Regions from separate parts of the Homo sapiens genome. Here region 1 is linked to region 2. Evidence: read pairs that join two places in POLR2A ChIA-PET (ENCODE). Cell type or tissue: Panc1. All regions are shown on one strand. Links, peaks and the distances in the headings refer to the core of each region. The heading gives the core; the rest is flanking DNA. Region 1 holds the start of ITGAD (integrin subunit alpha D). Region 2 has its middle 5.5 kb from the start of PYCARD-AS1.

What was found. ChIA-PET counts read pairs that join two places held together with the same protein. Peaks named below come from ENCODE experiments on the same cell type or tissue, not always from the same donor. Only the 100,000 strongest peaks of a DNase experiment are listed, where the experiment ranks them.
Region 1: POLR2A ChIA-PET joins it to region 2 with 10 read pairs; 12 of 35 experiments call an interaction of 5 or more read pairs at or near these places.

The regions. Positions count from the first base shown.
Region 1 is chr16:31,384,789-31,401,412 of GRCh38, forward strand. It overlaps ITGAD (integrin subunit alpha D), which reads left to right and starts at 8,547. Exons shown (of 30, transcript NM_005353.3): 1 at 8,547-8,603; 2 at 9,448-9,553; 3 at 12,571-12,674; 4 at 12,808-12,878; 5 at 13,007-13,121. The coding sequence starts at 8,573. In Panc1, for the core only: no CTCF peak of the experiment used is centred there; a DNase peak (open chromatin) is centred at 1,633.
Region 2 is chr16:31,192,238-31,200,481 of GRCh38, forward strand. It overlaps a transcript of FUS not described here. Among named protein-coding and RNA genes, the nearest start is that of PYCARD-AS1, 5.5 kb to the right of the region's middle. In Panc1, for the core only: no CTCF peak of the experiment used is centred there; no DNase peak of the experiment used is centred there.

The DNA.
Region 1 (16,624 bases), core at 357-2,856, 190 kb after region 2:
TTCTTCCTTTGTGTGTTATTGTGTACATTTATTACATTTGCATTTTCAGGGTTGGCTATTGTGTTGCATTAGATCCCCGAATCACAAAATGGATCAATGGCTCAAAAGCATGGAAGTTGTGATTAAAAACTAATCTAATTGCTACAATTTACAATAATGTCATCAAAGTCAATATTGACTTTTAAATATTGAGCCCAGTGCACGTATAGTATAGACATGCATACCGGAATAAGTGATTGTGAGCCAAAACCCGAAAATATCTAGAAGGTATTATACTCCCTGACAGGTAGGTTGTATTGGTTCTGACATGTATTTGTCCCTAGTGTGCTGCCCATTCTGAAACTTTATCAAACAGTCGCATGAACCTCTGAAAGCTTTTGTGTTATTTTCTTATTTATTTATTTATTGAGATGGAGTCTTGCTCTGTCGCCCAGGCTGGAGTGCAGTGGCATCATCTTGGCTCACTGCAACCTTTGCCTCCTGGGTTCAAGTGATTCTCCTGCCTCAGCCTCTTGAGTAGCTGGGATTACAGGCGCGCACCACCACGCCCAGCTAATTTTTGTATTTTTAGTATAGACGGGGGTTTCACCATGTTGGTCAGGCTGGTCTCGAACCCCTGACCTCATGATCTGCCTGCCTCAGGTAAAGCAATAGAGATTTCTTAGAACAACTGCTACATGTAGCTTTCCTATTCAAAAGTGATTAGTGTTGTCACCGAATACAGAGGAGACAGCAAAACCACAGTGACATAAATCAAAGGTGCTTTTTAAAGTAGCAAAAGTAGGTACAAGTCACATAATTTCCAAGAAGCTTGTAGAAATGGCAGTAGAGTTCATACCTGTATTGAAAGGTTGCTTTTGGCTGCAAATAATAGAAAAAAACAAAAGCATGTAAGAGCAGACAGAAGACCTTTACTCTGCAAGAGGTTCAGGTGCAGGTTAGTGTTTAATGCAGAGTCTCAGCATTGACAGATTCTTTCTGATCTTCCAATTGATCGTCCTTGCGGGGGCGGTTTAGTTCTTTCCCACTGACTAGGATTGGGTCAAATTCCATCCCCTTGGTTGCATGCAGTGCTGAGAAGGTGAGCATGTGCTTTTCACAGGCTTAATAAAAAGAGGTAGCTCCAGCCAGGTGCAGTGACTCATGCCTATAATCTCAGCACTTTGGGAGGCAGAGGTGGGTAGGTCACCTGAGGTCAGGAGATTGAGACCAGCCTGACCAACATGGCAAAACTCTGTCTCTACCGAAAATACAAAAATTAGCTGGGCATGGTGGCAGGTGCCTGTAATCCCAGCTACTTGGGAGGCTGAGGCAGGAGAATCGCTTGAACCTGAGAGGTGGAAGTTACAGTGAGCTGAGGTCATGCCACTGCACTCCAGCCTGGGGGACAGAGTAGAACTCTGTCTCAACAAAAAAAAAAAAAAAAAGAGAAAAAAAAAGGAGGGTAGCTCCACCAGCCAGGAAGGTGGCAGCGCTGGTGGCTGTTGGATAGGCTACCTACAGTGTCTGGCAAATACTATGCTTGAAGACTATGCTGTGAGCAAGATTCCTTTGTGAAGGAACAGCTTGGACATTGTGTATGTCAGAGGTATACAGCAGAATAGCAGTGACTAACGCTTGTGTGGGAGAGCAAGCATGTCACCTCATACTTGGAATAAGTCACTGCCATACAAAGTCTGAATCAGCTTTCATCTTTGTGCAACACATGTATGTGGGAGCTTTTCAGCTGCTGAAACCTCTAGTGACAGAAAAGGAGGTTTTGTTGTTCATTTGTAATTAATGTTAATCCTATGAGTGGTGGGAGAGATAGTGAGGTAGGAGATCAGCAGGACCTGTTTTCTGGTCACAACCCAGCTAATCAGAGCATGATCTGGTCAAGATGGGATGCACTAAAAAAACAGCCCAAACCAGCAGATGGCCAGGAAAGCAAACTCTCATTACCCTCGCCACTTATTAGCATAAAGACACTCCCACCGGTGCCATGACAGTTTACAAATGCCATGGAAACACACCATAGCAACGGTCAGCAAGTTACCTCATATGGTTCTGGAAACTCCCCACACCTTTTCCAGATAGTTCTGAATAACCCACCCCTTAATTTGCATGTAATTAAAAGTCGGTATAAGTACAGTTAGCCAGCAGCCCACTGGCTGCTACTGTGGGCTCACTGCCTATGGGTTGTCCTGCTCTGCAAGGAACAGCTACCTTGCTGCCACTGCTGCTTCAATAAACCTGCTTTCTTCCACCACAGGCTCGCTCTTCAGTTCTTTCCTGAGCAAAGTTAAGAACCCTCCCGGGCTAAGCCCCAATTTTGGAGCTTGCCTGCCCTGCATCAGTAGAATGGGCTAACTACTTATGGTGCACTCAGGCTAAAGAGGCTGATGCTTGCAGGGCAGTATTCACAGAGCACACGGTAGTTCACGGGATGCCTCTCACCCTTGACTCAGTGCTTAAGAAAGGAGGGAAAATGGTGAACATGATCAAATCATGGCCATTGCCTATTCATCTTTTCAGTGTTGTATGGAGGAATAGGCAAGTAGGAGATTGCTTTTCACATTAATGTCAAAGAGAAAGATAGTTACTTGGAACTTAAAAAAATTAATTGTGATAAAATATACATAACATAAAATTTACCATCTTAACCATTTTTAAGTATAGCCAATCTCAAGAGCTCTTTCTATCTTGTAAAACTGAAACCCTATACCCATTAAACAACTCCCAATTCTCCCCTTTCCCTAACTCCTGGCAACCACAATTCTTTCTGTCTCTATGAATTTGACTGCTTTGGCATGTCATAGAAATAGACTCATACAGCATTTGTCTTTTTGCGACTGGCATATTTTGCTTAGCATAATGTCCTCAAGGTTCACCCATGTGGTAGCATGTGTCAGAATTCCTCTCCTTTTGAAGGCTGAATAATATTCCATTGTGTGTATATACCACGTTTTGTTTATCCATTTGCCCATCAATGGGCATTTGGGTTGCTTTTTTTGCCTCTCATGAATGATGAATATGGGCGCACAAATATCTCTTCAAGACCATGCTTTCAATTCTCTTGGGTATACACCCAGAAGTGGAATTGCTGAATCATATGGTAATTTTTTTTTTTTTTTGAGACAGAATCTTGCTCTGTTGCCCAGGCTGGAGTGCAGTGGCACAATCAGAGCTCACTGCAGCCTTGGTCTTCTGGGCTCAAGCGATCCTCTTGCTTCAGCCTTCCGAGCTTCTGGGACTAAAGGTGTGTGCCATCATGCCTGGCTAATGTTTTAAAAACGTTGCCAGGCATGGTGGCTCGTGCTTGTAATCCTAGCACTTTGGGAAGCTGAGGCAGGTGGATCCCCTGAGGTCAGGAGTTTGAGACCAGCCTTGCCAACATGGTGAAATCCCGCCTGTACTAAAAATACAAAAATTAGCTGGGTGTGGTGGCATGTGCCTGTAGTTCCAGCTACAGGCAGGAGAATTGCTGGAACCTGGGTGGCAGAGGCTGCAGTGAGCCGAGATTGCACCACTGCACTCCAGCCTGAGTGACAGAGTGAGACTCTGTCTCAAAAAAAAAAAAAATTTTAGAGATGGTGTCTCACTGTGTTGCCCAGGCTGGTCTTGAACTCCTGCCCTAAAGTGATCCTCCTGCTTCCGCCTCCCAAAGTGCTGGGATTACAGGCATTAGCCACCATGCCTGGCCTAGCTAAATTGTCTTTAATGTCGCATGTCTGCAAAAAACACATCTATAAAGCTAGAAAAGTTGAGCATCCAACTTTTTATGATTTAACTCTCATGACCTGGCAATTTTTCTAGCAAGGAGCCTGGGCTGGTGGTTTTAGGAGAACTGAGTGAAAAAAAGAAATACATTAACTAGATTGGATGCAAAGTGCCTGCTGGTCATGGGTGTTTTCTGCTGGCCCCTGTTCATCTGTGCCTGTTAGCCCACCCATGGGTGAGTGGGGCAAAGTGGCCAAACTGATTCTTAAGAGAGGCATACATGCAGAATCCAAGTTAGTCATGATTTCGTTTCTAGTCTGAGTGAATGTGTGTCCAGAATATTTTATAAACTTTATCAGCTCAGAGGGGAAAACCTGTCTCCATACTACGTGGTTTATACAAAGCTGTCAGGAATTCAGCATGATGAAGAAATGCACAAAACAAGTGTGAACAGATAAGTAAAAGGATCTACTGAAAATCTTCAGGGTAGTATATTGTGTGACAGGACCAAGAATTTGAAGTCAACATCTGTATTTGTGCCCTCTGGACAAAGGTATTATCCCTGATGATATAAAAATTAATTTTGGGCTGGGTGTGGTGGCTCATGCCTGTAATCCCAGCACTTTGGGAGGCTGAGGAGGGTGAATCGACTGACGTCAGGAGTTGGAGGCCAGCCTGTATCGACTAATAATACAAAAAAATTAGCTGGACATGGTGGCGTGCACCTGTAATCCCAGCTACTCAGGAGGCTGAGGTGGGAGAATTGCTTGAACTCGGGAGGCCGAGGTTGCAGTGAGTCGCACCACTGCACTCTAGCCTGGGCGACAGAGTGAGACTCCGTCTCAAAAAAAACAAAATTAATTTCGAGGCCAGGTGCAGTGGCTCCAGGTGCGGTGGTTCATACCTGTAATTCCAGTGCTTTAGGAGGCCAGAGGATTGCTTGAACCCAAGAGTTCGAGATCAACCTGGGCAACATAGTGAGACTCCATCTGTAGAAAACAAACAAACAAACAAACAACAACAACAAAAAAACCAGAGGTGGGAGGATCACTTGAGCCCAGGAGTCCGAGGCTGCAGTGAGCTATGGTCACGCCACTGCCCTCTAGCTTGGGCAACAGTGCCAGACTCTGTCTCTTAACAACAACAACAACAAAAATTAATTCTACTTTAACTGTCAGTTTCATGATATCCTTCTATTAAGAAAAACCTTTTCTATCTGATGAACTATTGGCTAGGTTTTCTTTCTCTCTGCTTTTGACTAATGCATTTAATTACTTTCATTTGCAAACTCTATCCTTCTCATCAACTTTGTATTTTAGATGTGTCTATTGACAGCCTGGCTTCCCTCAGCGATCATTATGATGATCAAAGTAGATGAATAGGTAAAATTCAATGCAAATATTCCAGGGCATCTAATCCATACCCCAAATGGAAAAGGGGAGAATTGGAAGCCAGCAATTTGAACACATTACTATGGATGTATTTTTCTCATGCGGGGGAAAAAGTGATTTGGAGAGAGAGAATTATGAATGCATGTGAAGAATAAAGCCAAATTTCCTGGGAGGAGGGGAAGACCAGGAGAAACAAAACCAAATCCTGGCTGTGGCCTCTAAGGCATGGGGACCTGGAGTTATGCTCTCCAGGCAGACACAGCTCATTCTGGAGAAAGGCTGCAAAAATATTCTCCTTCACATTGATTTGAAAACAATTATTAAATTCTTGTTTTCTTATTTATCTAAGTGTAACTTTTTAAAACTTACTGAGAGAAGACGGGCACGGTGGCTCACTGCTGTAATCCAGTACTTTGGGAAGTCAAGGCAGGTGGATCACCTATGGTCAGGAGTTCGAGACCAGCCTGGCCAATATGGCAAAACCCCGTCTCTACTAAAAATACAAAAATTAGTCAGGTGTGGTGGTGTGTGCCTGTAATCCCAGCTACTCGGGAGGCTCAGACAGGAGAATCACTTGAACCTGGGAGGCAGAGGTTGCAATGAGCTGAGATTGCACCACTGCACTCCAGCCTGGGCGACAGAGCAGGACTCCATCTCAAAATAAAAATTAATTGATTAATTAATTAAAAATTTACTGAGAGCTGGTGGTTCCTTTAAGGGTGGAGCCGCCATCAAGTCCCCAGAGGATGCCCTGAATTTGGGGGCATCACCTTCAGCTGCTGTGGACTCTGAGCCTTGGCAGCTCCAGCTCCAGGCCTGGGAGAAAGATGATTTCCTGGCAGCGTGCAGTGATTGTGAGCATTTGACTACCTTACTGCATTTTGCCCTTATCATTGCTCTCCAAACATGAGTGGAAAACAAAAAATTTTGCTGAGACAAGCGATAATACGAGTTAGGGAAAGTTGGAGAATTTTATAGTTGCTGATATCAGCAAATCGTGAGTTTCAAGCACTACTTACAGAAGGAAGTCCAAAATTAAAGGGGATATAGAAATGTGTAAAAGATGAGGTGTGGTGAAGATGGAGAAAATGAAGAGCTCTTTAAATTTCTGAATTATGAAGAATCACCAACAAATTATTTTGTGGTTCCAAATACAGGGAGAAGTTCACAGATCCACAGAACTGATGACAGGGTGCGGCCAGCCACAAACCTTTCAGCACAAGAGGGAGAAGGCTGCCGCTCCACTTTGCCTGGGCAGTCTTTGTAAGGCAGTAGATAAGTCAGCCTCGAAGTTAGCAATCACAGCCCTCGGCTCGGTTTCCTGCAAGGGCATCGTTAATGCATCACAATTAATTTCTTCTGTCCATTAAATGTCAGCTCTCAAGTAAATTGATGTAAAATTTTTGTATAGAAAACTATTTCATATTATTTGCACTTGATGTTTAATTACATTTTAAATGTTTTGTTTGTTTCATTTTGTTTTGTTTTTGAGACAGAGTCTTGCTCTGTTGCCCACGCTGGAATGCAGTGGTGTGATCTTGACTCACTGCAACCTCTGCCTCCTGGGTTTAAGCGATTCTCCTGCCTCAGCTTCCTGAGTAGCTGGGATTACAGGCGTGCACCACCATGCCTGGCTAATCTTTGTATTTTTAGTAGAGATGGGGTTTCACCATGTTGGCCAGGCTGGTCCCGAACTCCTGACCTCAAGCTATACACCTGCCTCAGCCTCCCAAAGTGCTGGAATTACAGACATAAGCCACTGTGCCCAGCCAAATGTTTTAAATAATTGTCACATATATATACAAAATAATTTATGTTATAGGTAGGGATCTTGTTATATTTTAACCTTCAAAGTATATTCCTAAGCTTTTTATTTATTTTTTATTTTTTATTTATTGAGACAGTCTTGCTCTGTCGCCCAGGCTGGAGTGCAGTGGCGCAATCTTGACTCACTGCAAACTCTACCTCCTGGGTTCAAGCGATTCTCCTGCCTCAGCCTCCTGAGTAGCTGGGATTACAGGTGCGCACCACCATGCCCAGCTAATTTTTGTATTTTTAGTAGAGACGGGGTTTCACCATATTGGCCAGAGCTGGTCTCAAACTCCTGACCTCAGGTGATCCATCCACCTCAGCCTCTCAAAGTGCTGGGATTATAGGTGTGAGCCACTGCGCCTGGCCTATTCCTAGCCTTTTATATATAGACCTTTTTCTTTTTCACATTTTAAAGGAACTTTTATGTTTAATCATGGAATATTTCAAACATACAGAAAAATCACAGAAAATAAATAACAACCACTCATTTATCTTCTCCCCAACCCCATGTAATAAATATTAAAATATTGTGTTAAATGCTAAATTTAACACATGCTAAAGGTTCCTGGCTGGATGTGGTGGCTCACGCCTGTAATCCCAGTACTTTGGGAGGAGGAGGTGGGAGGATTGCTTGAGTCCAGGAGCTCGAGACCAGCATGGGCAACATAGTGCGATCTCGTCTCTACAAAAAACAAAAAAATTAGCTGGGCATGGTGGTGTGCATCAGTAATCCCAGTGACTGGGAGGCTGAGGTGGGAGAATTGCTTGAGTCTGGGAATTTGAGGCTGCAGTGAGCCCTGATCATGCCACTGCATTCCAGCATGGGCGACATAGCAAAACTTGTCAAAAAAAAAAAAAGTTTCCTCTCTGCCCCACCATAGACAACCACTCTTCTGATTTCTATCTTCGTAGATGAATTTTGCCCATTCTCTTGTATATGAAAGGAACCAGACATTAGGCATTCTGGTGTCTGGTTTCTTTCACTTAAGATAAAATTGAGTTAACCTGTATTGTTGTACAGAACTGCAGTTTGTTCTTTGTTATTTATTGTAAAGACAGGGTCTGGCTATGTTGCCTAGGCTGGTCTCGAACTGTTGGCCTCAAGCAATCCACCTGCCAAGCTCTGGGACCACAGGCATGAGCCATGGCATCTGATCTGTAGTTTGATCTTATTTCTTGCTGAGTAGTAGCCCATGGCATGACTTTATTATTTTGGGTGTCCATTCTCCTCTGGAGGGGCTCTGCTTTTTGAAACCACACCCTGGCCTAGCTCCCCTTCTCCCTGCCTCTCTGCCGGCTCACATCCACATGCCAAGACCTCTGCAGCCATTCTGCTTCCTGTCCTTCCACTCCTGTGGGACCTCAGAGAGCTACGGGGCTCCCTGGGTACCAACTGGCTCCTGAGGCCTGGGGGAGGGTGGTCTTCTGGGAGAAGGAAGCCAGGTCCCTGCAGGTTGTGGAGGGGGACAGAATGAGGGTTTTTCCCCAGGGTGTTGTTGGCCCCTGCCCCCACTTCTGTTCCATAATTAACCACGCCCCTCCTACCCACTGTGCCCCTCTTCCTGCTGTGTGGAGGCCCTGAATCATTATTTTAACTACCCCCTGGGAGGGTGAGCACCTTCTGTGCTCTGTCCCCAACCTTCCACTTCCCCTCAACGCGCTGCTCAGGGATGACCTTCGGCACTGTGCTTCTTCTGAGTGGTAAGTGGGGCCAGGGTGCTGGGGAGAAGCTTGGAGGAGTTCTGAGGGGACTCCATCTGGGAGGGCAGGCTGGGGGCTGGTGGTCGGCTCCAACCACTCTTATGAGGAGCTGAGGCAGGGGAGTGCTTCATGTGCGAGTGGCCCGGAGTCAGTAGAGTGTGACCTGAATGAAGAGGGGCTCAGGGGCTGTGCTCAGGTGGCGACTAAGCTACCTCTCCAGCTGGCTATGTTGTCCCAGGCTTCCCTGCTCCCACTCATGGAGTCCCTGGTGTGGGTGACAGAGGTCTCCCCAGCCTCCCCCGGGAGTGGAAGGCCACAGAAGCCACCAGGGAGGGGGAAAGGTTGGACATCACCTCCCTGGGCCTGTTTCCCCCAAGTCCTGACTGCACGTAGGGAAGAGGCCCCCTGCTGAAAACTGCATCAGAGTCACATTCACGTGCCATCAAAAATCAGGCTTGGCTGGGTGCGGTGGCTCATGCTTATAATCCCAGCACTTTGGGAGGCCGAGATGGGCGTATCCCCTGAGGTCAGGAGTTTGTGACCAGCCTGGCCAACATGGTGAAACCCCATCTTTACCAAAAATATAAAAATTAGCCGGGCATGGTGGCGTGCACTTGTAATCCCAGCTACTTGGGAAGCTGAGGCAAGAGAATCGCTTGAACCCAGGAGACGGAAGTTGCAGTGAGCTGAGATCGTGCCGTTGCACTCCAGCCTCAGCAACAGAGCGAGACTCCATCTCAAAAAAAAAAAAAAAAAAAAGAAAAAAAAGAAAAAGAGGCTGGGAGGTCCTAGGGATTGGGGCTTCTTTAACTCCCAGCCTCCCCGCCCACCAAATATTCCTCAGTCCTGGCTTCTTATCATGGATTCAACCTGGATGTGGAGGAGCCTACGATCTTCCAGGAGGATGCAGGCGGCTTTGGGCAGAGCGTGGTGCAGTTCGGTGGATCTCGGTAGGCCCCACTCACCCTCCTTCCCCAACCTCCACTACATCAAGTCCTGTGGATGGGTACACGTGGGTTACCCCAGGGAGGTGTCCTGGAGGAAGGCCAGCAGGGGTGAGAAGTCTTCCCTTGGCTCCTTGGAGGCCCTGACATCAGCACCTATTATTCTCAATCCCAGGAAAGGCCACAAAACTCTAGACAAGACCCTACCTTACCTCGGGAGGGAAGCCTTGAACCTGCCTCCCAGGCAGGGCCCACTTCTTGGGGCCAGTATGGTCACACAGGGCCCACACTCATTAACTTTGGAGTTTAATGTTCTGCCCTTGACCTCTTGAAATTCCTGATTATTTTTATTTTTATTTTTACTCCAGCTCTGTTACCCAGGCTGGAGTGCAGTGGTGCAATCACAGCTTACTGCAGCCTCAAACTCTCGGGCACAAGTGATCCTCTCACCTCAGCCTCCTGAATAGCTGGGACCACAGGTGCATGCCATCATGCCTGTTTTTTGTTTTGTTTTGTTTTACTTTTTACAGAGATGGAGTCTTGCTATGTTGTCCAGACTGGCTGAACTCCTGGGCTCAAGCAATCCTCCTGCCTTGGCCTCCCAAAGTGCTGGGATTACAGGTGTGAGCCACCCTGTCTTGCCAATTCTTAAAAATTTTATCTGTGCATTTGTGTTTTGCAAGTAAAGAATGATGGCAGGGCTGGGCACCATGGCTCACGCCTATAATCCCAACGCTTTGGGAGGCTGAGGCGGGCAGATCATCTGAGGCCAGGAGTTTGAGACCAGTTTGGCCAACACAGCAAAACCCCATCTCTACTAAAAATGCAAAAAAAATTAGCCGGGCATGGTGGCAGGCATCTGTAATCCCAGCTACTTGGGAGGCTGAGGCAGGAGAATCGCTTGAACCTGGGAGGTGGAGGTTGCAGTGAGCCGAGATCGTGCCACTTTACTCCAGCCTAGGTGACAGAGTGAGACTCCGTCAAAAAAAAAAAGTCATGGGAGAAGGGAGATGCACTGGGGGTTTGGAGCCTTAGCTCAGCAGCAGCCCCACCTCCCACCGCCTCCTGAAGGGTGGTGAAGGGGTATCAGCTGCTGGCTCCCCCACCCATGTGGGAGCAATGACCGCTGCTACCTTCCGCCCCTGGCATGAGCTGGGTAAAGTCAGTTAGGGGCGCTCACTCTGGGAGTACCCCGAGGGAGTGGGACACTACATAGCAAATAAAAAACGTCAGGACAGGTTGAGGAAGAGAGCAGAAGAAAGGTAAGAGCCCCCCAACCCCAAGAGACCCCACAGTTTTATTTCAAATTGGGACCCACAAATTATGAACCTGCCCCCACTTCCAGGAGCTCACATTCTCCTGTCCCAGAGAGTTCAAGTCACAATGTGACACAGGTGTCACCAAGGTCTGGGGGGCGCAGGCAGGGAGAGAGCAGACCCAGGAGGGTTCCATGGAGGAAGTGGTGCTGGCAGTGAGCCCCAGTGGACAGGAAGGCTCAGTTGGTCACGAGGAGCTATAAGAGGTCACCGAGCTCCAACCGCGCACCCCTCTCCCTTCCTCATGTGACTGGCAGTCTGGGGGGATGGAAGCAAGCACCAGGCACCAGGCTTTTGTTTTTCTTTATTTGGAAATGTGGTCAACTGAGGTGCACAAATCTGAAAGACCCAATCTGATAAAGGATACACATGTGCGTGCCTGGGTGAGCCCCACCTAGGTCAGCTGCTCCAGTGTCAAATCCCACAGGCACAGGGCTGCCGTGGACCCCTTCTCATCACCCAACATCCCCAGAGAACCCCTGGTCAGACTTCTGTCACCATCAGTTTTTTGGGCCACATTTTAAAAAAAGAATACATTGGCTGAGTGCAGTGGCTCATGCCTATAATCCTAGAACTTTGGGAGGCTGAGGCGGGTGGATCACCTAAGGTCAAGAGTTCAAGACCAGCCTGACCAATATGGTGAAACCCTGTCTCTACTAAAAAATACAAAAATTAGCCTGGCGTGATGGCAGGTGCCTGTAATCCCAGCTAGCTGGGTGACTGAAATAGGAGATTTGCTTGAACCTGGGAGGTGGAGGTTGCAGTGAGCTGAGATCACGCCATTGCACTCCAACCTGGGTGACAGAGTGAAACTCTGTCTCAAAAAACATATGGGTTGATGGGTTACACTAAAGTTTTGCTCATCGTTTGTATCAGCAGGTTCCAAACTGCTACCTCTCTAGCCAATGCTCAGATTTTCTTCACAAAGCCTTAGGCATCCCCTGAATCATGATGCACAGGGATTGTAGCTTTCTGTAAAGGAGCGGCACCTAGAAGGAACCCTCACATGGCCATTTAATGAAGCCTTGCTTGGCGCATTAAAATACACCAGTATCTGTCTGCTTTTCTCACAGACAGGAGATTGTGGGTAGTGAGAAAACATTTCCAAAATTAAAAAACTTTCCCACTCAGGGAGTTTTGCAAATAAACCCTTGACTCTACATAACTATAGATATAGTTATGGATCCTAGTACACTGCTTTACATTGGCCAATTGAAATTGCTTATACAATATTTAAATTGGTCCAATGAATTACAGAATCAACTATTTGTTTTGAAAGCACATGTCTTCAGGAAATTGTTCCAATTAACTTGAGATGATCTTATTTCTTGGGTGGTTCAAAATAATGGCAACTCAGAAACGCAATGTGCTTACCCATGATTGGGAAATGCCATTTTGGTCTTTAAATAGGTTTTTTTTTTTTTTTTTTTTTTTTTTTTTGGTGAATGTTAAAAAGAAATTTCTAAACATAAATACACACATACGTACTTATGCACACTCAAAACCAAATAAACCCCAGCATGGCCCCTGGGCATCTGTGAGTTACACTTGGGCCCTGATTTCTGAATATTCTGCCAAGTGGCAAATGCCAGGAATTTCCCCCACAGAGTCTCGCTTCCCCATGGAGGGACACTTCCTCACCCCCAAGTGCCCGCTGCTCCCACCCCTCCTGTGGCTGCAGTGACATGGCCATGGTTGTGTCTCCAGACTCGTGGTGGGAGCACCCCTGGAGGTGGTGGCGGCCAACCAGACGGGACGGCTGTATGACTGCGCAGCTGCCACCGGCATGTGCCAGCCCATCCCGCTGCACAGTGAGTGACCACCTGGGAATTGGGCCCCTCAACCCTCCTGGACCCAACTGTGCCCCCGCTTAGCTTCCAGTCCAGACCTTCCCCGCAAATGAGTGTGTGCTGTGAGTGAGACCCCGCGTGTCTGCCCTTGCAGTCCGCCCTGAGGCCGTGAACATGTCCTTGGGCCTGACCCTGGCAGCCTCCACCAACGGCTCCCGGCTCCTGGTGAGTGAGTGTCTTGGGCCACGGGGGGGTGGGGTGGGGCGGGGGGTGTTGTTGGGGAGGAGGCTGGGGCTGGGAGTGAAGGAGGAGGGGCTGCTAGGGACTCCTGGCTCACAGGCTTCTGCCTCCAGGCCTGTGGCCCGACCCTGCACAGAGTCTGTGGGGAGAACTCATACTCAAAGGGTTCCTGCCTCCTGCTGGGCTCGCGCTGGGAGATCATCCAGACAGTCCCCGACGCCACGCCAGGTAGGTCCCTGGCAGGCCATGGTTCCCTGTGGAGCACATGCTGGCACTGAGGGTGAGCAGGCGTGAGGCCTGTGTCTGGGCCCCTGTGCCCTCCCTGGAGGGCCGAGTGTGGCTAGGAGAGAAGCCAGGAGAAGAGGGTGGCTCAGGCAGGAGCCCTGCTGCTCCAGGGTAGAAGTTCTTTGCAGGGTTTTTCTTTATATTTTTTTCTTTTTAAGACAGGGTCCCTGCCAGGCACAGTGGCTCAGGCCTGTAATTCCAGCATTTTAGGAGGCTGAGGTGGGCGGATCACCTGAGGTCAGGAGTTCGAGACCAGCCTGGCCAATGTGGTGAAACCCCTCTACTAAAAATACAAAACAAAACAAAACAAAATAGCAGGATGTGGTGGTGTGCGCCTGTAATCCCAGCCACTCGGGAGGCAGAGACAGAAGAATCGCTTGAACCCAGGAGGCGGAGGTTGCAGTGAGCTGAGATTGTGCCATTGCACTCCAGCCTGGGTGACAAGAGCAAAACTCCATCTCAAAAAAAAAAAAAAAACAAAAAACAGAGTTTCTGTCAGGCTGCATGCACCACCACACCCTGCTAATTTTTTTGAGACAGAGTCTTGCTCTGTCGCCCAGGCTGGAGTGCAGTGGTGCAATCATAGCTCACTGCAGCCTCGAACTCCTGGGCTCAAGTGATCCTCCTCCCTTAGCCTACTGAGTAGTTGGGACTGCAGGTACATGCATCACACCTGGCTAATTAAAAAAAATGTTTTTGTAGAGATGGGGGTCTTGCTATGTTACCCAGCCTGGTCTTGAACTCCTGGGCTCAAGTAATCCTCTGCCACAGCCTCTCAAAGTGTTGGGATGACAGGCATGAGTCCTTGTGCCTGGCCTGAGGGATGAAAGTTCTGATGGAGGCAGAGAGGAGCCCCACTGTGCGGGCTGTAGAGGGCACAGCATCTTCCAGTTGCCAACAGGTGCATGGCCACTTCTTGAGTTTCAGAGGAAGGACCTTAGTGTGGTAAAGAACGTGGTGAGGAAGATAAATCCATGAGGGAGGTGTTTCTTCTGGATGGTTCACTGCTGAGCTTCCAGGATTCCCCAAACTAACTTTCCTCTCGAAGAGGAGCAAATGACAGGGCTGCGGAAAATGCGATGTGCAATTTTGTCAGTGCCCATGTCTTCCACAGAGAACAGGGCCTGGGGACACCACCATGACATCTCTCTGAGGGTTGGTCTGCATCATGGTGGTTCCCAAGTTTGTTTTCCATGGGCACCAGGCTTCATTCCCTTGAAGCTTCATTCCCTCAAAGCCATTCAGTTTCCTCATTGGTAAAATAGAGCTCAATAATCAGGGGGTTATGAAGGTGAAAGGGATTGAGGTGCATAAAGCACTTGGAACCCTGCCTGGCACATAGTATGTGATAGCCCCTCTGACCCATCTTCCAGCTGGGGACTGCATGCTGGGACTGGGAGGAAGATACAGGCAAACTGTCTCATCTGCCGTGTGAGAGGGAATGCCAGGGGCCGCTCAGGGTGCTGACCGAGGGTGGGGCTTCAGACCAGAGAGGCCATGATGACAGGCATGCTGGGCCTTTAGACAAAGGTGGAGCAGCAGCAGAAACATTACCAGAGCAAATGGTGAGGGTGGAGTCTATGGAGGGGACCAAGGGAAGGGGGAAGGGACATCCAGGGTTCTTGGGGGGACCGTGCCCAGCCTGAGATGTCTGTGAAGCCAGGTTAGGGAGGTGGCACTTAAAAACAAGGGGTAAATGTCTTCTCACAGCCATCCGTGGAACTCATGAGGTGGGATGCCTGATGCAAATGGGACTGGAGCACAAAACTGGTGCAGGCAAGGGGGGTGTGGGTCCAAGTAGAAGGGACCAGGGTCCACTGAGGATCACCTGTGTGCCAAGCAGTGCTGAATACCTGGTATGAATCACCTTATTGCATCCTCACAACATCCTGGGTGGCGGGCAGGCCCATTCTCATTTTACAGATATGAAAACCAAGGTTCAGATAGATGAGTTCCATCGATAGCAAGAGGCAGAGCCCAGAGCTTGAGCCATCCTTGCCTGATTGGTGGGGTCCTTTTTCAAAAGGATAAGTCCAGGCTTCTGCTAGTGGGAGACCAGGGGATACAATAAAAAGACCAAGAAACAGAAGAGACATTGTGAGAGGATTTGCCACAGACCTGGCCTGAGAGAGGATGAGAGGGTGGTTTCTTGACGCAGCTGAAAAAACAGGCACCACTGCAAGATGTTGGCTGCCCAGATGTGGGCAAAAAACGGGGAGCTCCTGGGGGGATCTGCAGCCTGCCCCATGGATGTCAAGATTTGCTGGTGATTGAAGAAGCAGGAAGGAAGTGACCTTCTGTTTCTCCCCAGCACCCTTGAAGCACCAGTGGTTGAGCAAGTGGGGTAGGGGAGAGGAAAGAGGAAAAGGCATTTTTTTTTTCTGCAGTGGTGGGCAGGGGGCAGAAACCACAGCCCTGTGGTGTGGGCCTCACACCTTAGTGCTCTGGTGGCCTGATCTCCCAGTGCCCTGCGGGCAGCACAGGATGTGGCTGCTGGTGGAGGTACCAACTGGGCCCTGAACACAGGCCACACACCCCCCATGAGCCTGGGGACAGCATGAAAAGTCTTATTTGTTCATGTGCATATGATGTGCCCTCACGATTGCAGAGTGAACTCCACAAACTCTGAGGTCACTTGGGAATGTTCTTTTTTTTTGAGACGGAGTCTCACTCTGTCGCCCAGGCTGGAGTGCAGTGGCACAATCTTGGCTCACTGCAGCCTCCACCTCCCAGGTTCAAGTGATTCTCCTGCCTCAGCCCCCCAAATAGCTAGGATTACAGGCACCGCCACCATGCCGGGCTAATTTTTTTGTATTTTTAGTAGAGATGGGGTTTCACCATGTTGGCCAGGCTGGTTTTGAACTCCTGACCTCAAGTAATCCGCCCACCTCAGCGTCCCAAAGTGCTAGGATTACAGGCGTGAGCCACCACTCCCAACTGGGAATATTCTTGGGCACCGCACCCATGGGAGCATGAAGGGTGGATGCAATGCAATCATAACAGAGGCCCAAGGTCAGCACTGGGGTGCTTGCCTGTCATCCCAGTGCTTTGGGAGGCCGAGGTGAGTGGATCGTTAGAGCCCAGGAGGTTGAGACCAGCCTGGGCAACATGGCGAAACTCCGTCTCTACAAAAAGATACAAAAATTAGCCAGGCAAGGTGGTGCACACCTGTAGTCCCAGCTACTCAGGAGACTGAGGTGGGAGAATTGCCTGAGCCTGGGGAGGTCGAGGCTGCACTGACCTGTGATCACACCACCACACTCCAGCCTGGGTGACAGTGAGACTCTGCCTCAAAAAAACAAAAAATGAAAAAACCAGAGGCCTCAGCCAATGCCTGGGGGGCTCAGAGTGCAGCTGGCCCTTCAGACGCTGAACCAGTCATCGGTAAAGGTTTCCTCCAGGGGCAGGAGGTGTCCCAGTGGGCAACAGTTCCCCTCTGCCTAGCG
Region 2 (8,244 bases), core at 5,676-8,175:
TGATCCCTTTTTGATTGGAGGGTGGAAGGCCCTCCTAAGGGAATGATAAGTGATAAGAGGGGGAAGGGGTTGCAGCCAATGAGTTAAAACCTTAGAGCAGTGCTCCTCAGCCTCTTACCATGTGGTTGTAAACTTGCACGTACCTGCCAACCAGTTATTTAGCATGCTTTTTATTTTAGTTACACAGAGCGTAACATTAACCCAAGAGCAGAAAGGTTTTATTTACAGGGTTTTCGAACTTGGTTTGTAAGACAGCTGCCATCACAAGCATAGCTTACAAATGTGCTGGGGACCCCTAATTGGGAAGTGCTTTCCTCTCAAATTTTTATTTTTTATTTTTAGAGACAGAGTCTTGCTCTGTCATCCAGGCTGGAGTGCAGTGGCGTGATCTCGGCTCACTGTAGCCTCTGCCTCCTGAGTTTAAGCGATTCTCCTGCCTCAGGAGAATCCCAGCTTCTGAGTAGCTGAGACTACAGGCGTGGGCCACCATGCCCACCTAGTTTTTGCATTTTTAGTGGAGGTGTGGTTTCACTGTGTTGGCCAGGCTGGTCTCTTAACTCCTGACCTCAGGTGATCCACCTGCCTTGGCCTCCCAAAGTGCTGGAATTACAGGCATGAGCCGCTGCATCTGGCCATCCTCTCAAATTTTCAAGTGTTCCACAAGTATGTTCTCTACTGAAGAGTTGCTGCATCCTTGAATCTTGGGTGATTTGAGGCACAGAAACTATGACTTTATTTTTTGAGATGGAGTTTTGCTCTTGTTGCCCAGGCTGGAGTGCAATGGCACGTTTTTCGGCTTACCGCAACTGCCGCCTCCTGGGTTCAAGCGATAGCTGGGATTACAGGCATGCGCCACCATGCCCAGCTAATTTATTTGTATTTTTAGTAGAGACGGGGTTTCTCCATGTTGGTCAGGCTGGTCTCGAACTCCCGACCTCAGGTGATGTGCACACCTCAGCCTCCCAATAAACCATGACTTTTAAGAGGAATAGCAGGTTTACTTCCCCTGCCAGCATTGGGGTGCTCTCTAAGCAACAGTAGGCGGAGAGTGGTCTGGCGTATTAAAAACAAAGGATCGTCAAGTGGGCCTTCCCAGGCATTGCTTTGACTTAGTACATGTAGAGGATGTGGCAGTTCTCTCCGTCCCTGCCACTGCTGGTTTCTTTGTTAAATGTTTAGTTGAAATGGCCTGATACGATATTTGAGTAGTTCACTGTTGGTGCTTTGCCTAGCAGGATTCTAATCTTGCTTTGGTTGTGGTCCCCTGATGCCCTCCTGTTAGGAGTGGAGGAGGTCGAAGCTCCTTGTAAGATATGATTACTGGGACCATTAGTGTCAAGTTCCTGTGTCCTTCAAATGGCATATGTGATTGGCCTTGACCTTAAAAGGAAATAGGGTCCCAGGTGACTGTTTAGTGGGTAGGTCCAGTTTGGGGGGATCTTCCAGGAGAATGGATAGAGACACCTAGCAGCAGAGAGAACATTGGTGCCTCTCAAGCCAACCTCCCACCTCAGCCTCCCAAGTAGCTGGGACTACAGGTGCTTCCTCGCTACCACACCTGGGTAATTTTTTTTTTAATTACTTTTTTTTTTTTAAGAAACAGGGTTTCACTGGGTTGCCCAGGCTGGTCTTGAACTGGCCTCAAGTGACCTGCCTGCCTCAGCCTCCCAAAGTGCTGGGATCACAGGTGTGACCCACTGCGTTTGGCCAGAATACTCTATTCTTACTGAATGATTGAAATCTGTCTTGAAGCATTAGGTGTCCCATTTTTGTGAGTTGGAATTGGGACAGGCTAAGTAGGAAGTGAGGAGGGTGGGGAGAGCTGTGCTGTAGGTCTGTTTGTCCCTTCCTTGATGTAGCCTTCAGTTAGCCCTTTCAGCTTTTTTCCCCATCTTGTGCCGGGCCTTCCTGGGTTTCAGTACTTGGATGTAGGGCTGCAGTTATGTCAGTGGTGGGTAGATTGACCAGGAATTAAGGTCTAGGGTCCAGCCCATGTGAGACTTGACTCACTGATCTACCTTTAGGCATGTCTTCCTTCCAGTCTCATCCTTTTTAAATTTTTTTTTTTTTTTTGAGACGGTCTCACTCTCACCCAGGCTGGATTGCAGTGGTGTGATCTCGACCAACTGCAACCTCTGCCTCCCACCCGCAAGCTATCTGCCCACCTCAGCCTCTGGAGTAGCTGGGACGGGACTACAGGCACCTGCCACCATGACTGGCTAATTTTTTTTTGTATTTTTTGTGGAGATGGGGTCTTGCCATGTTGCTCAGGCTGGTCTGGTCTCAAAACTGCTCTGGGCTCAAGTGATTGTCCCACTTTGGCCTCCCAGAGTGCTGGGATTAAGGTGTGAGATACTGTGTCCGGCTATGAAAATTTTATTTTTAATTAACTTGTATATATTTATGGGGTACAATGTCCTATTTCTGTACATGTACACATTGTGGAATCAAATCAGGCTAATATATCCATCACTTCATATCATTAGCATGAATGAGAACATACAAAGCCACTCTTAGAAAATTTTGAAATTTATGTTATTTCAGCCCTTTTATGCTGGAGGTTGCAAATGTTTTGTGAATAATCAGACCAAAAATAAAAACAAAAAATGATTGACTTCAGTCATTCAGTAAGAATAGTGTGTTCTGGCCGAGTGTGGTGGGTCACACCTGTAATGGAGCACTAGGCGTAAATGGGTTGAAACGGGTCTCCCTATGTTGCTCAGGCTGGACTTGAACTCCTGGGCTTAAGTGATCTTCTTGCCCTTAGCCTCTCAGCTGGGACTATGGATGCATGCCACTGTGTCTCACGTTTTTATGAACTGTAGTCACCATGCTGTGCAGTGGCTTACCAGAACTCATTTCTTGCATCTGAAGTGTTGTACCCTTTGTCTCCCTGCTTACCCATACCTCCAAGCCTCTGGTAACCCCCATTCTACTTTCAGTTTCCGAGTTTGACTTTCTAGATTCCGTGTATAAGTTCATGCAGTCTTTCTGTGGCTTATTTTAGCATAATGTCTTCTAGATTTATCGATTCACCCATGTTACAAATAACGGTTTCCTTTTAAAAAGCTGAATAGCATTCTGTTGTGTCTACATACCACATTTAAAAATCCATCCGTTAATTGGGCACTTGGGTTGCTTGCATATCTTGGCTAGTGTGAATAACGCTGCATTGGGTGGGAGTGCAGACATCTCTGACGTACAGATTTCTTTTTTCTTTTTTGGAGACAGAGTCTTGCCCTGCCACCCAGGCTGGAGTGCAGTGGTAGGATCTTGGCTCACTGCAACCTCTGCCTTCCAGATTCAAGTGATTCTCCTGCCTTAGCCTCCCAGGTAGCTGGGATTACAGGTGTGCACCACCATGCCCAGCTAACTCTTGTATTTTTAGTAGAGATGGGGTTTCTCCATGTTGGCCAGGCTGGTCTCAGTGGGCCCCAGCGATCCTTCCGCCTCGGGCTCCTGAATGACTGGGACTACAGGTGTGCTACTGCACCTGGCTATTTTGAAATAATTTGACTTAGAAGAATATTTCTACAATTGTGTTCACCTTCTTATGCAAATACAATCTTCAGTGGCGCTGGCATATACAAGCTGAGAAAGTATTGTCAAGTGGGTTGTGCCAGCACATCTGACCAGGATTTTTTGTTGTAGAAATATTGGATCCTCACCTGAGGCCAGGAGTTTGAGACCAGCCTGGCTAACATGGTGAAACTCCGACTCTACTAAAAATACAAAAATTAGCTGGGCGTGGTGGCAGGTGCCTGCAGTCCCAGCTGCTCGGGAGGTTGAGGCAGGAGAATCGCTTGAACCCAGGAGGCGGAGGTTGCGGTGAGCCGAGATCGCGCCGCTGCACTCTAGCCTGGGCAATGAAGTGAGACTCTGTCTCAAAAAACGAAGTATTAGATCCTCAATCTCAAGGTATTCTAAGAAATTTTGGAGACCATTGAGTCTAAAATTCCCAGTATCTTTGAGGCAGGAACAGACTTGGAGAATGTAGTTTATGAGCAGGAGTTTGGAGCTGGAAGAAATACTGCTTTCTGTTGGTGGTTAATGCTGTCAGCTCCTTGGATTGTGGCTTTAGCCCTAAATATTGGGGCAGTAGAGACTCTTACCTGGAAAACAATTGAGGGCCACCCATGTTAGCGGCAAGAGGCAGAGGAAAGCTTGGATGGTTGGGCTGAAGATGGTGGATGTGCTGTCCCTGTGAGAGTGCTGATGCTGGACTCTGGAGCCAACGACAAAGTGTTTGAGCAAGCAGGGTCCAAGCAAGGGCAGTCGAGGGCCGGATGAAGTGGGCAGGAACCGAGTTTCCCAGGTGACATCCTGCCTGTGCTCATCACGCCGAGGGGTGTTGCACAATCACACCGATTCTTTGTCACTACTGAGTGCAGTGTTCTTAAGAATGGGGACCTGGCAGCTGGGTGCGATGGCTTGTGCCTGTAATCCCAACACTTTGGGAGGCTGAAGTAGGCAGATCACGAGGTCAGGAGTTTGAGACCAGCCTGGCCAACATAGTGAACCCTGTCTCTACTAAAAATACAAAAAATTAGCCAGGCCTGGTGGCAGGCACCTGTAATTCCAGCTACTCGAGAGGCTGAGGCAGGAGAATCGCTTGAAACCGGGAGGTGGAGGTTGCAGTGACCCAAGATCGTGCCATTGCCCCCTGGCCTGGGCGACAGTGCGAGACTCTCAAAAAAATAAGTAAATAAATAAAAGGAGACCTAGGCTTGTTGTGCTTGTTTTTTGGTTTTGATTTTCCAGAGTTTGAGGGAAAGTTGACCCATCCTGTTTATTGTGCCCTTGAGGAGGAAACAAGGCAAATCCCTACTCTTGTGGGCAGGGGTGCGCAAACCTGTCAGTCTGAGATGGCTAGAACCACATCCTCTATAACTTGAGGGGGATAATCTATCTATCTATCTATCTATACCTATATATATACACACACACACACAGATTAAAAAAAATATATATATATACAGAGGAATCCTCCCTTACCTATGGTTTCATCTTACACAGTTTCAGTACAGTATAATAATCTCCTGTGCTTAATTTATAAATTGAACTTTATAATTTGTCAACATATGGATTCTAGCTCAGTAGGTCCAGGTGGGGCTCAAGATACGCATTTCAGGCCAGGTGCGGTGGCTCATTCCTGTAATCCCAGCACTTTGGGAGGCCGAGGTGGGAGGATCACTTGAGCCCAGGAGTTGAGACTAACCTGGGTAACAGCAACATTTTGTCTACCAGAATTTTAAAAAATTGGGCGCGGTGGCTCACACCTGTAATCCCAGCACTTCGGGAGGCCAAGGTGGGCAGCTTGGCCAACATGGTGAAAGCCCACCTCTACTAAAAGTACAAAATTTAGGCAGGTGTGGTGGCATGCACCTGTAATCCCAGCTACTTGGGAGGCTGAGGCAGGAGAATTGCTTGAACCTGGGAGGTGGAGGTTGCAGTGAGCTGAGATCATGCAACTGCACTCAAGCCTGGGTGACAGAATGAGACTCCATCTCAAAAAAAAAAAAGTGTGGTGGCATGTACCTGTGGTCCCAGCTGGAGAGGTTGAGGCTGCAGTGAGCTGTGTTCCCACCACTGCACTCCAGCCCGCAGGCCTGGGAAACAGAACAAGACTGTCCCCCTGCCCTCCCCGCAAAGCATTTCTGACAGGCTTTCTGGTGATAATGATGCTGTTGGTTCAACACCTCTCAGAGTAACGTTCTAGAGTTTGGCAGAGTCAAATTATTTCTGAAGGGGAACTTTGTACAAAACTTTCATCTTTCTCCCTCTCTCACCCCCCTGTTTTATTTTTTTGAGACAGGGTCTTGCTCTGTGGCCCAAGCTGGAGTGCAGTAGCATGATCACAGCTCACTGCAACCTCCAATTCCTGGGCTCAAGTAATTCTCCCACCTCAGCCACGGTGGCTCGGACTACAGGCATGAACCACCATGTCCAGCTAATTTTAAAAATTATTTTGTGGAGATGAGGTCTCACTGTGTTGTTCAGGCTGGTCTTAAACTCTTGAGCTCAAGCAATCCTCTCTGCTCGGCGTCCCTAAGTGCTAGGATTATATTTCTATATAAAATGCTGGCTAGGAGCTAAGGAAAAGGAAGACAGGGCCCTGCGTGTGGGTTTTTGTAATTAGCAGAGGCCCAGTCAACACTGGCTTCTGTTCTGTTTTTTTTTTTTTAAGTCTTGTGAAGCTTAAATGGGAGGTTTGAGCAAAAAAGAGGATGCTGTCCTCTTTGTGGGATTTTTGCTGGTGTGGGGAGATCTGGACCATCATGGAGGGAGTTCTCAGCACAGGGATGGGATTTGGTTCCTGCAGGGCCTCAGAGAAGCATGGGAAAGCCCTTCAGGTGTTAGGGGAAGGTGATTTTGAGTTGTTCCTTCACTTTGTTGAATGTCTCTGAAATCCAGTTCTGGGGCTTGGCAGGAATGTTGCCGCTTGCAGTGGCTGCCGTTCAGCTTATCTGGGATGTGTCCCAAGATGCTGGAGTTGTCTGGGGCCATCCAGACTGGGGCTGGGATTTCCACACCCATGGAGCCACGACTAGGACTGGGAGTGACAGAACGAGTTTGGGGGTGCTGCCAGAGGGGCACTCTAGATTGTTCTTGGGATAGCACAGGTTCCCAGATACAGTTCTAAGCCATTGAGGGGCTAGGAGCAGAATCGTCTTAGTGGAGGTGATTGCTAACTCTGAGGTGTACTTGCCATGAGCCAGTTGCTGTTAGGGGATGAGCTGATTCCTGTCACTCCCACTTTAGAGGGGATGCTGACACAGCTAGTGAGAGGTGGGGCAGGGACTTGAACCTCTATTCTTTAGCTATAGAACTTCTGTCCTTAACCACTATGCTATGCCTAAAATCTGAGGAGACTTCTGGTAGGACTCTTTCTCCCACAGCCCAAAGGAAAAAGGAAGCCCCAAGAAATGTTTTATCTTAGGGAAACTTTCTTGGAACCACTTCCTTCCCTCAGGCCTGCACTGGTTTTTGTAGTGACTCTAAGGATGTCTGTCATGCAAGGATGTGTTACCTATGGCCCCATGTCAGGAGAATGATTAGGTTCCTGTGAAGTTTAAAAAAAATCCTGTTAGATACTAGAGATACACAGTAACTGCCATATATTACTTTCTACATGCAAGGCACTTGTACAGAGGTTGAAAAGATGTCTCCATTTAAGCGTCCATTTAAGCAGGGGAGTGGTGGAGTCTTCTGTGAAGGTAGACCAGCACATGGTTTGCATTGCCACAGAGACACTGGGAAGAGCCTCTGAAACCCAGAGGAACGCATGCGTATGGGCAGTCTGGGGCAGGTAGAAGATGTCAAGGTGTCCAGAGATAAAGGGGTCAGCATGTGCAAGGGCACCTGGTATGAGCAGATAGTGGTGGGATCGTGGGTATGTGAGGAGAGGAGAGGTTGCATGGGGTTAAGTGCCAGGTTAGGAGGAGAGTTTAGGTGTCCTGTTAAAAATGACAGTCAGCTGGGCATGGTGGTATGCACCTGTAGTCCCGGCTATTCAGGAGGCTGAGGCTGGAGGATTGCTTGAGCCCAGGGGTTTGAGGCTGCAGTGAACCATGATCACACCACTGCACACCAGCCAGAGCAACAGATGAGATCCCGTCTCAAAAAAAGTGAGAGTCTGTTCCCATGATCAGTTTGGATTTCTCAGGCTCTTGGAGCTAGAGGCAGGGAGGACAAGGTAGGAGGTGTGTTGCAGATAAGATGTAATTAGAGATAAGCCTGGTGGGGCAGTGAGGTTGGAAAGTGGTTGTTTGGTGATTCCTAAGGATAGGATTCAGGGTCTCCTTGGTATCTGCCCATTGCTTTGCAAATCCTCCCTCTTCAAGGCCAGAAAGGATTGCTTGTAAAGTGTACTTAGGAAGTAGCCCTAGATTCCTGCTTTCCCAAACAGCCTCTGGAAAGACCTCAAGTTTCCTGGAGAGAGATACTCATATTTCCCTTTGTAGGCAAAAATTGCATCAAGAAGGTGGGCCCGGTGGCTCACACCTGTAATCCCAGCACTTTGGGCGGCTGAGGTGGATGGATCACTGGAGGTCAGGTGTTTGAGACCAGCCTGGGCAACGTGGCAAAATCCCGTTTCTACTAAAAATGCGAAAATTAACCGGGTGGGGTGGCAAGCACCTGTAATTCCAGTTACTTGACTGGCTGAGCCACAAGAATTGCTTGAACCTGGGAGGCAGAGGTTGCGGTGAGCTGAGATCATGCTACTGCACTCCAGCCTGGGTG